Regions from separate parts of the Homo sapiens genome. Here regions 1 and 2 are each linked to region 3. A link is a contact called in ENCODE Hi-C or POLR2A ChIA-PET data. All regions are on one chromosome and are shown on one strand. Each heading gives the region's core, a stretch centred on a gene start or an enhancer-like site at or near the end of the contact. The rest is flanking DNA. Distances are from core to core; before and after follow the strand shown. Region 1 holds the start of HLA-B (major histocompatibility complex, class I, B). Region 2 holds the start of LTA (lymphotoxin alpha). Region 3 holds the start of HCP5 (HLA complex P5).

What was found. A loop is a pair of places that touch in the nucleus more often than their neighbours do. ChIA-PET counts read pairs that join two places held with the same protein, here RNA polymerase II (POLR2A). Pooled maps may share reads with other maps.
Region 1: a pooled map shows a loop between it and region 3 (9-fold over the local background). The contact joins the promoter of HLA-B here to the promoter of HCP5 in region 3. A Hi-C loop is called at or near these places in 7 of 50 pooled maps. POLR2A ChIA-PET finds 5 or more read pairs at or near these places in 3 of 52 experiments (Caco-2, GM12878 and activated B cell).
Region 2: a pooled map shows a loop between it and region 3 (3-fold over the local background). The contact joins the promoter of LTA here to the promoter of HCP5 in region 3. A Hi-C loop is called at or near these places in 5 of 50 pooled maps. POLR2A ChIA-PET finds 5 or more read pairs at or near these places in 2 of 52 experiments (CD4-positive, alpha-beta memory T cell and activated CD4-positive, alpha-beta T cell).

The regions. Positions count from the first base shown.
Region 1 is chr6:31,355,140-31,358,428 of GRCh38, reverse strand. HLA-B (major histocompatibility complex, class I, B) reads left to right here and starts at 1,250. Exons shown (of 8, transcript NM_005514.8): 1 at 1,250-1,343; 2 at 1,472-1,741; 3 at 1,987-2,262; 4 at 2,837-3,112; 5 at 3,206-3,289. The coding sequence starts at 1,271. MIR6891 (microRNA 6891) reads left to right here and starts at 3,113; the gene lies at 3,113-3,205. RefSeq lists an enhancer at 1,184-1,807.
Region 2 is chr6:31,570,796-31,574,098 of GRCh38, reverse strand. It overlaps LTA (lymphotoxin alpha), which reads right to left and starts at 1,810. Exons shown (of 4, transcript NM_000595.4): 1 at 1,653-1,810; 2 at 1,258-1,365; 3 at 1,066-1,171; 4 at 1-818. The coding sequence starts at 1,356. The coding sequence ends at 406. It overlaps LOC100287329 (a long non-coding RNA gene), which reads left to right and starts at 1,396. Exons shown (of 2, transcript NR_149045.1): 1 at 1,396-1,516.
Region 3 is chr6:31,461,492-31,465,280 of GRCh38, reverse strand. HCP5 (HLA complex P5) reads right to left here and starts at 2,101. Exons shown (of 2, transcript NR_040662.1): 1 at 2,002-2,101; 2 at 1-1,910. It also overlaps the pseudogene HLA-X. RefSeq lists enhancers at 2,035-2,329, 1,607-2,806.

The DNA.
Region 1 (3,289 bases), core at 1-2,500, 110 kb after region 3:
GACAGTGTTAGTGCCACAATTCAGGAGTGACAGGGTGGCGGGGACTAAGGGGAGCGGGGGTGTGAGGGATGAGAGGGGCAGACAGAAGGGCTGGAGAGGCAGGAGGTGAGGAAAAGGAGCAGGAGAAAGAATTCTAAAGCAGTGGAAGAGCCTGGCAGAGGGTTCTTTGCATTCGGTATTTAATACATTTTGTTGGACTTCCTAAAAACTAATTGGCTCCTTATGATTAAAAAAAAAAAGAGTTACAAAAATACCAAGTGTTCAGATAAAATACGCACACTGCTTGGATGTGCAGAGTTCAGGAAAACAGGCAGTGCTTCAGCGTCGGTGAAGAGCATTGGGACTGCATGGAGCACTCGCAACTTTGAGGTGATGACTACAGGCTCCCGGTTGCAATAGACAGTAACAAACCCTGCTTCTTTATATTCAGGAGATGTTCTGGACTCACACAGGGAAACTCAGGGTGGGGAATGAAGATAATTTTAAATGCAACAACCCAGAGTTACAGATCCACAGTCTGGGAAAGTAAAACTTAGGAGCTTTGAGAGTTTAATTGTAATGCTGTTTTGACACAGGTCTTTTACAAATTGGAATTCTAATCATTCAGGGATTACCAATATTGTGCTACCTACTGTATTAACAAACAAAAAGGAAACTGGTCTCTATGAGAATCCCTATGCGGTGCCTTCAGAGAAAACTTCACCAGGTTTAAAGAGAAAACCCCTGTCTCTACACCTCCATTCCCAGGGCGAGCTCACTCTCTGGCATCAAGTTCCCCGTGCTCAGTTTCCCTACACAAGAGTCCAAGAGGAGAGGTAAGGAGTGGGAGGCAGGGAGTCCAGTTCAGGGACAGGGATTCCAGGACGAGAAGTGAAGGGGAAGGGGCTGGGCGCAGCCTGGGGGTCTCTCCCTGGTTTCCACAGACAGATCCTTGTCCAGGACTCAGGCAGACAGTGTGACAAAGAGGCTTGGTGTAGGAGAAGAGGGATCAGGACGAAGTCCCAGGTCCCGGACGGGGCTCTCAGGGTCTCAGGCTCCGAGGGCCGCGTCTGCAATGGGGAGGCGCAGCGTTGGGGATTCCCCACTCCCCTGAGTTTCACTTCTTCTCCCAACTTGTGTCGGGTCCTTCTTCCAGGATACTCGTGACGCGTCCCCACTTCCCACTCCCATTGGGTATTGGATATCTAGAGAAGCCAATCAGCGTCGCCGCGGTCCCAGTTCTAAAGTCCCCACGCACCCACCCGGACTCAGAGTCTCCTCAGACGCCGAGATGCTGGTCATGGCGCCCCGAACCGTCCTCCTGCTGCTCTCGGCGGCCCTGGCCCTGACCGAGACCTGGGCCGGTGAGTGCGGGTCGGGAGGGAAATGGCCTCTGCCGGGAGGAGCGAGGGGACCGCAGGCGGGGGCGCAGGACCTGAGGAGCCGCGCCGGGAGGAGGGTCGGGCGGGTCTCAGCCCCTCCTCACCCCCAGGCTCCCACTCCATGAGGTATTTCTACACCTCCGTGTCCCGGCCCGGCCGCGGGGAGCCCCGCTTCATCTCAGTGGGCTACGTGGACGACACCCAGTTCGTGAGGTTCGACAGCGACGCCGCGAGTCCGAGAGAGGAGCCGCGGGCGCCGTGGATAGAGCAGGAGGGGCCGGAGTATTGGGACCGGAACACACAGATCTACAAGGCCCAGGCACAGACTGACCGAGAGAGCCTGCGGAACCTGCGCGGCTACTACAACCAGAGCGAGGCCGGTGAGTGACCCCGGCCCGGGGCGCAGGTCACGACTCCCCATCCCCCACGTACGGCCCGGGTCGCCCCGAGTCTCCGGGTCCGAGATCCGCCTCCCTGAGGCCGCGGGACCCGCCCAGACCCTCGACCGGCGAGAGCCCCAGGCGCGTTTACCCGGTTTCATTTTCAGTTGAGGCCAAAATCCCCGCGGGTTGGTCGGGGCGGGGCGGGGCTCGGGGGACTGGGCTGACCGCGGGGCCGGGGCCAGGGTCTCACACCCTCCAGAGCATGTACGGCTGCGACGTGGGGCCGGACGGGCGCCTCCTCCGCGGGCATGACCAGTACGCCTACGACGGCAAGGATTACATCGCCCTGAACGAGGACCTGCGCTCCTGGACCGCCGCGGACACGGCGGCTCAGATCACCCAGCGCAAGTGGGAGGCGGCCCGTGAGGCGGAGCAGCGGAGAGCCTACCTGGAGGGCGAGTGCGTGGAGTGGCTCCGCAGATACCTGGAGAACGGGAAGGACAAGCTGGAGCGCGCTGGTACCAGGGGCAGTGGGGAGCCTTCCCCATCTCCTATAGGTCGCCGGGGATGGCCTCCCACGAGAAGAGGAGGAAAATGGGATCAGCGCTAGAATGTCGCCCTCCGTTGAATGGAGAATGGCATGAGTTTTCCTGAGTTTCCTCTGAGGGCCCCCTCTTCTCTCTAGACAATTAAGGAATGACGTCTCTGAGGAAATGGAGGGGAAGACAGTCCCTAGAATACTGATCAGGGGTCCCCTTTGACCCCTGCAGCAGCCTTGGGAACCGTGACTTTTCCTCTCAGGCCTTGTTCTCTGCCTCACACTCAGTGTGTTTGGGGCTCTGATTCCAGCACTTCTGAGTCACTTTACCTCCACTCAGATCAGGAGCAGAAGTCCCTGTTCCCCGCTCAGAGACTCGAACTTTCCAATGAATAGGAGATTATCCCAGGTGCCTGCGTCCAGGCTGGTGTCTGGGTTCTGTGCCCCTTCCCCACCCCAGGTGTCCTGTCCATTCTCAGGCTGGTCACATGGGTGGTCCTAGGGTGTCCCATGAAAGATGCAAAGCGCCTGAATTTTCTGACTCTTCCCATCAGACCCCCCAAAGACACACGTGACCCACCACCCCATCTCTGACCATGAGGCCACCCTGAGGTGCTGGGCCCTGGGTTTCTACCCTGCGGAGATCACACTGACCTGGCAGCGGGATGGCGAGGACCAAACTCAGGACACTGAGCTTGTGGAGACCAGACCAGCAGGAGATAGAACCTTCCAGAAGTGGGCAGCTGTGGTGGTGCCTTCTGGAGAAGAGCAGAGATACACATGCCATGTACAGCATGAGGGGCTGCCGAAGCCCCTCACCCTGAGATGGGGTAAGGAGGGGGATGAGGGGTCATATCTCTTCTCAGGGAAAGCAGGAGCCCTTCAGCAGGGTCAGGGCCCCTCATCTTCCCCTCCTTTCCCAGAGCCGTCTTCCCAGTCCACCGTCCCCATCGTGGGCATTGTTGCTGGCCTGGCTGTCCTAGCAGTTGTGGTCATCGGAGCTGTGG
Region 2 (3,303 bases), core at 561-3,060, 110 kb before region 3:
CTCCATCCTCCATAAATAAATAATTTAATTTTTTTGCCTTCATAAATAGTCCCCTCCCTGCCTCTAGTCATCCCCCAAGCTCCTCCATGTGCCTGCTCTTCCTCTGTGTGTGGATCTAGGCCCCACCTAGCTGGTGGGACAGACCAACAGCTTTGGGCTGGGAATTCCTAGGCAGGCTTGAAATCCTCAGCCAGACAGACATCAGGGATGGTTCAGGGAGGTGTGGTCCCCTGGGATGCCTAGAATTCCTTCTTTGAAAGCTCCGGTGACTTGATCAGGGAAGACTTGAGCTGTTGGAATGGCCAAAGGAGAGGTGGTGACGACCCCTGAAATGGTCAGAATGGAGGCAGAATGGGGAGAAGGTCTTGAAATCAATTATTTTTTCTTTCTGGATTTTTCCAAGTTCTACAGAGCGAAGGCTCCAAAGAAGACAGTACTAGGGCTGAGGACTAGGTGGGGGATGCCATCTGTGTGGGTGGATAGCTGGTCTCCCTGGGTGAGCTGGAACGCAGCCCCGTGGTACATCGAGTGCAGCCAGGGTTCCTGCAGCCCTGGATACACCATCTTCTGGGAGCTGAGGAGAGGCACATGGAAGGGGTACTGGGAGGAGAAGAGCTGGACCTCATGGGCCAGGTAGAGTGGGGAGGAGGTGGCCTTGGGAGAGTAGGCTTTCCCAGAGAAGACCACCTGGGAGTAGACGAAGTAGATGCCACTGGTGGGGACCAGGAGAGAATTGTTGCTCAAGGAGAAACCATCCTGGAGGAAGGCACGGTCCGTGTTTGCTCTCCAGAGCAGTGAGTTCTGCTTGCTGGGGTCTCCTAGGAAGAGCCATAGGGGATGGGGGTGGGAGATCAGGGGTCTGGATCAGAGGTCTCAATCCCTGAGGAAGTGGGCACTGAACAACTGAGTTCCTGGGGGATGGCAGGGGGAGGCATAGGAGTGGGCTCCCTCTGTTTTTTTTAGCGTGGGGGAAGTTGGGGGAGAGGGGTGGATGCTTGGGTTCCTGAGGCAGGGGTAGGAGGAGAGCTGGTGGGGACATGTCTGGGAGGTCAGGTGGATGTTTACCAATGAGGTGAGCAGCAGGTTTGAGGGTGCTGTGGGCAAGATGCATCTTGGGGTGCTGACGGGCAGTCTGGGCAGCTGAAGGTGTGAGGCCAACACCAGGGAGCCCCTAGGGGAGAACAGAGTTGAGGGGGGCTCTAGGGCTCAAGGTTTGGCTGAGCCACCCCAGCAGCCCCCATTCTCCTGCTGCCTCACCTGGGCCCCAGGCAGCAGAACCAGCAGCAGCCCCAGAAGGAGGAGGTGTAGGGTGGTGCCACACACCCTTGGGAGGAAGAGACGTTCAGGTGGTGTCATGGGGAGAACCTGCAGAGAAAGAGAGAGAGAGAGAGAGACAGTGAGCGGGGCGGGGCACGCGGCGGAAGACAGACCTCCCGCCCTGGGAGAGAGCACCCCCCGACCCCCGAGAGAGAGATCGACAGAGAAGGGGACAAGATGCAGTCAGAGAAACCCCAAGGTGAGCAGAGGGAGACAGAGAGAGACAGGAAGGGAACAGAGAGGAATCATGGCAGAAACAGAGAATGTGTGACAGAGACAATGAGACTGACAGATGGAGAGTCAGAGACAGAGAAGGAAACCAAAACCAAACCCACCAAGGCCCAGGCCCAGGCAGGCCGGGGATCCAGGCAGCAGGTGCAGGAGGGACCGAGGCCCAGGCAGAGGGCAGGACACTGCTGGGCGGTAGTCCAAAGCACGAAGCACGGGCAGCCCAAGGAGATGGGGCAGGAGAGCCTCACCTGCTGTGCGGAGCCCCTGGGCCCGGACGCTCAGGTCCCTTTATAGAGGAAGCGGCAGTGGCAGCGTGGCAGGCAGCGGGCGGGTTCTAGGTCGGGGCTGGGGCCCGGGGAAGCCCCCAGGGCTTAGAAGATACTGCTGTTTCAGTCAAAGGCAGGAAAGGCTGAGGCCTAGGAGAGAACCACAGGCTGGGGGTTCAGGCGACTGAGTTCTGGGAAAGGGAGTCGGGTCAGGGGAATCGTGGGCTGGGAGGGCCAGGGAGTGGGGTCAGGCCTAGAGTTCCAAAGAAGGGACAGTCAATTCAGAGAGGAGGTGGTTGAGCAGCTGGGGTGTGAGCTGGAGGCCCGGTTCCCTGAAGAGCAATCATATATAACATCTCTGCACCCTTGGCTGAGTACAGGCTTCTCTCTTTGCCCATTTCCTTCTCTTGTACCCCTGTCCTTGTCCCAAACAACTCAAATCATACTTGTCCCAGTATACGGACTTTCCAGCCCATCTGGCAGGTTTCACATCAAGAAGGTCCATTATATATCCCCTTCATCGGGGACATTCTGGTGTTTGCCTCTTGTCCAGGTGAAAATATTAATGGATCCCCCTTCCACTCTTGAAAGTGTCCTAGTTTGGAAGATAAATTTTTTGGTCCCCTTACTCAGAGATGATGCTGGACAGTCAAGTATGATGAGGTCTCATCTCACTCCTGAAGGATGCCCTCCATCTCTTCCTGACTTCAGGTGGCTTCCACAGAACAGATTTATATAACCCCAAATAAACACACATTCCAGGATCAATGTGGCAGACACCTTCCAAAGTTTTCTACAAAGGAAGTTTCAGAATTCCACATGGGTGAGGCTTAAGGGTGGTGACTTAGGGTGGGGTGGGGACAGCTAAGGGACTTGTTCTGAAGCTGCATTTGCAGAGCCAATACATTATTTTAAAATTGTTCCAGGCCTGGTGCAGTGGCTCACACCTGTAATCCTGGCACTTTGGGAGTCTGAGGTGGGCGGATTACTTGAGGTCAGGAGTTTGAGACCAGCTGGCCAACATGGTGAAACCCCATCTCTATAATAAATACAAAAATTAGCCAGGCGTGCTGGTGCGCATCTGCAGTCCCAGCTACTCGGGAGGCTGAGGCTGGAGAATTATTTGAACCTGGGAGGCGGAGGCTGCAGTGAGTCAAGATCGCACCACTGTATTCCAGCCTGGGGGACAGAGCAAGACTCTGTCTCAAAAAAAAAAAAAAAAAGTTTCCAAAATTTTTTTCCTTTTTATTGATATGTAACTTAGGTATGAGGTGGACACCTCTTAAGTGTACAGCTGATGAATTTTTCCATCTGTATGTAGCCACCACCCAGCTCCACGTATTTTCAGGTCCCCAGCAGGTTCCCTCATGCCCCCTCCCTGCTGATACCCTCCAAAGATAACCAACCACTCTCTCACTTTTATCACCATAGATTATTTCCTCCTGGTTTGGGGCATCATATAAATGAAATCACACAGAATGTACTCATT
Region 3 (3,789 bases), core at 852-3,351:
CAGACCCCCTGGTGCTGAAAGTGCCAGTGGTGGGGTAAGATTTGGGGTGGAGCTGAACCAAGCACCAGTAGGAGAGTCACAGTGGAGGGCCTGGGATTCTGGAGTAAGGCCATGTCATCCACAGCACAGAAATATGCCCCATCCAAAGCAGAGAAATATGTTGGAAGCAACTTTTGGCATGTTACTGTAGGCCCTGATAAGATAGAATGCTTGACCATGGGACACAAAACAACCATGTGATTCCAAGTGCCCCTACGAATTAGCATCTGTGTAACTCATGAAGTCATACATTGGACATGCCCAACAGCATCCATCATGAGATGGAAAAGTTTCTTGTGAGTTGAGCCTGAATCCCATGTTAACATCCCCAGAAAACACCCAAACCTGAAATGGCCCTGAACAACCAAGCAGAAGCACTGAAATTAGCCAGCCTTCCCCATGGGTCAGCCCAGGCCGGGTAGGATGGGTACATAAATGGAGCAAACACAGTGGCAGGGATGAGGCTACCTATGGGTCCAACAGTACTGACTCCCTCCTACCAAGGTAGATCCAGACACTGCCACCTCTAAATGTCCTACTCATCAGCATTTGAACCCAATGATCTTCCCTGGTAGGGCTCTATTTCTTTAGGTGACCAACCAGACCCTAAGTGAGGAGTTGACTACATTGCACTCCTTCCATCCTGGAAGGGCCAGAGGTTCATCTTCACAGGGATAGGCACCTATTCCATAGGTGGGTTTTCCTGTCCTGCTCTCAGACCCTCAGCCAGCACCACTCTCTGGGGGCTGTTGATATTCCTGATCCACAGGCTTGGCACTGCTCTCCGTGCAGTATCTTCGTGGGGGACCCACTTGACAGCGAAGGAGGTGCAGTGTGGCCATGCTGTGGGACCCACTGGTCCTATCACCATCTGCACCAACCAAGGGCTGCTGGCCATAAAGAATGTTGAAAAGAGCTTCTATAGGCACAGCTCAACGCCAGCTTGCAGGAAGCACTCTGCGGGTGGGAGGGTGCCATCTTTCAGGACATGGTGCATTTTAAAAATCAAAGACATCTCTACAGTTCTGTAATCTCAGTAGGAAGAACACGTGGGTCCAGATACCAAGGGGTGGAAGTGGATGTGGCTCCATATCCCATTCCTTCAACTCACCTGTCGTGGGATTTTGCACTTCTCTCCCAAAACCACACTCTGCAGGGTAGAAGGTCCTGGATTCTAAAGGAGGGTACCCTTAAAAGGGGACAAATGAGTGCCCATTGAACTACACATTACAGCTGCCACAGGGGAATTGGACAGTATGTGTCCAGAGACCAGCGGGTGAGAAGAGGAGTCCCCTCCTCTCCAGGCACAGGTAATAGATCCTGATCCCCAGGAGGAGGCATGGCTGCTGTCACACAATGAGGGTAGGAGGAGTTCGTGTGGAACCCAGGGATCCCCTTGGGGGCCTCCTGGTTCCCCTTGTCCCATTGTAAGTGTGAGGAGAATCGTCCAGCCACCCAACCTGAGAGGGTTTGATTTCCAAGAGCCCAGACCCCTCAGGAAGGAAGATTTCAGTCGCATTTCCAGGTAATTTCCCAAGGCCTCGTTCCTGTGCTCTGACATCCTCAGCAGCATTGGTGCAGAGGCCCTACTTCTCTCAGGCTGTTCCCAGCGGGTGATGGGTCACACCAGGGACACCAAAGCAGGACCATTCCTGGGACACAGAGGACTCCTTTGATGGCCAATAGTGGCTGGAGGACTCTTCCACGGCCTTGATCAACTCTCCTTAGATTACCTGTGTTCTAGAATGCATCCAAAACACCTTCTCTCCTTCTGCCCATCACTTGGGGGCACACTTGCATCTCAGTCTATTGCCTTTTCCAGAGTTGTAATGTAAAAATGAGATCATTTCTGCCTTGATTGTAATTGTAATCTGTAATTAAATATATGTGCAGATTTACTCCTCCGGGCGGGCCCCTCGCTCCTTCCCGCAGAGGCTTTTTCCCTCCCGACCCCGCACTCACCTGCCCAGGTCTGGATCAGGGCCACGGCTCCCGAGAACAGCAGGAGGAGGGTTCGGGACTCCATGACCCGCAACCTTGGCGTCTGGGGAGAATCTGAGTCCCGGTGGGCCGGCGAGGACTTTAGAACCAGGAACCGCGGCGACACTGATTGGCTGATCTAGGAACCCAACACCCAATGGAAGTGAGAACTGAGGCCGCATCATGAGTATCCAGGTAAAAGGACCTGACACAGGTTGGGAAAGGTGGAAGAGAGAGAGCGGAGCTCGGGAAACCCCAAAGCTGAGCCGGCCCATCCCAGGCACCGCCCTCGGGGCCTGAAGCCCAGAGAGCCAAGCTCCGGGCCCTGGGACTTGGCTCTTACCCCCTTCTTTTATATCAAACGCTCTGTCTCAATGTCTCCCCGAATCTTGGCCCCGGAGCTGTCTGAGAAACCAGAGAAAAACCCTCAGCATGGGCTCAGTCCCTCTCCCTTCACTTTTCATCCCAGAATCCCCCTCCCTGAACTGGACTTCCTGCCTCCCATTCCTTGCCTGTCCCCCTGGACTCTTCTAGAAGAGAGCTCACCCAGGCAGCTTGATGCCACAGAGTGAGCTTCTCCTGGGAATGGAGGGAAAGACGGGGGTTGTTTTTTCTTTAAATCTGAAAAAGTTGTGCACCTGGGGATTTATGTGGTCTTTTGTCTTTGCAGGTATTTGTTTAGAAACAAAAGAAAGGCAGTTTTTCCATGACTCAGATTAATCTGGAGCAAATCCCTGGAACACTGATCAGCAGTCCCCTTTGACCCCTGCAGCAGTCTTGGGCACTGTGACTTTTTCTCTCAGGCCTTGTTCTCTGACTCATACTCAGTGTGTGTGGGGGTCTGATTCCAGCTCTTCTGAGTCCCTCGGTCTCCACTCAGGTCAGGACCAGAAGTCACTGTTCCTCCCTCAGATACTGGAACTTTCCAAGGAATAGGAGATTATCCCAGGTGCCTGTGTCCAGGCTGGTGTCTGGGTTCTGTGCTCCCTTCCCCACCTCAGGTGTCCTGTCCATTCTCAGGATGGTCACGTGAGTGCTGCTGGAGTGTCCCATGAGGAGTGCAAAGTGCCTGAATTTTCTGATTCTACATTTTTATTTGCCCCAGAGAAAGAATCCACAGTCCACCCTAGGTCCCTCCTAGAAACAAGGGTGTCTGCCTTACAGAAAGATATAAGCGCAGAAGCCTCTGTCTCTATGGAGATGAGGTGTGCCGTCCTCCCAGCACGTGGACATGCGGATGTGCTCACCAACTGGGAAGTTCTCCAAAACTCACTGTCTAGAGGTGTCTATGGAAGTTTCATTGTGTAGGCAAGATTGGTGAAATCATTGGCCATTGATGACTGAGCTCAACTTCCAGCCCCCTTTTCTTCCCCAGAGGATGGGGATGGCAGTGAAAGTTCCAATCCTCTAATCACAGCTGGTGTTTCTGGCAAGCAGCCTCCATCCTGAAACTATCTAGGAGCCCCTCACCCCATAGTCATCTCATTGCCATATTAAAATCATGCTTATCACTGAGGGACTGCAAGCGTTTTAGGACCTGCCTGTCAGGGACTAGGGGCAAAGACCAAATATATTTATTGGATCACAGATCACTTCCTGGTCTTTAACCACATTATTTCTTCTTATAATTTCTATTTATTTATTTATTATTTTATTTTAGAGACAATGTCTTGCTCTGTTGCCCAGGGTAGAATGCAGTGGCACAATCATAGCTCACTGTAACCTCAAATTCTTGGACTCAAGTGATCCTTCCGCCTCAAGTCTCCTGAG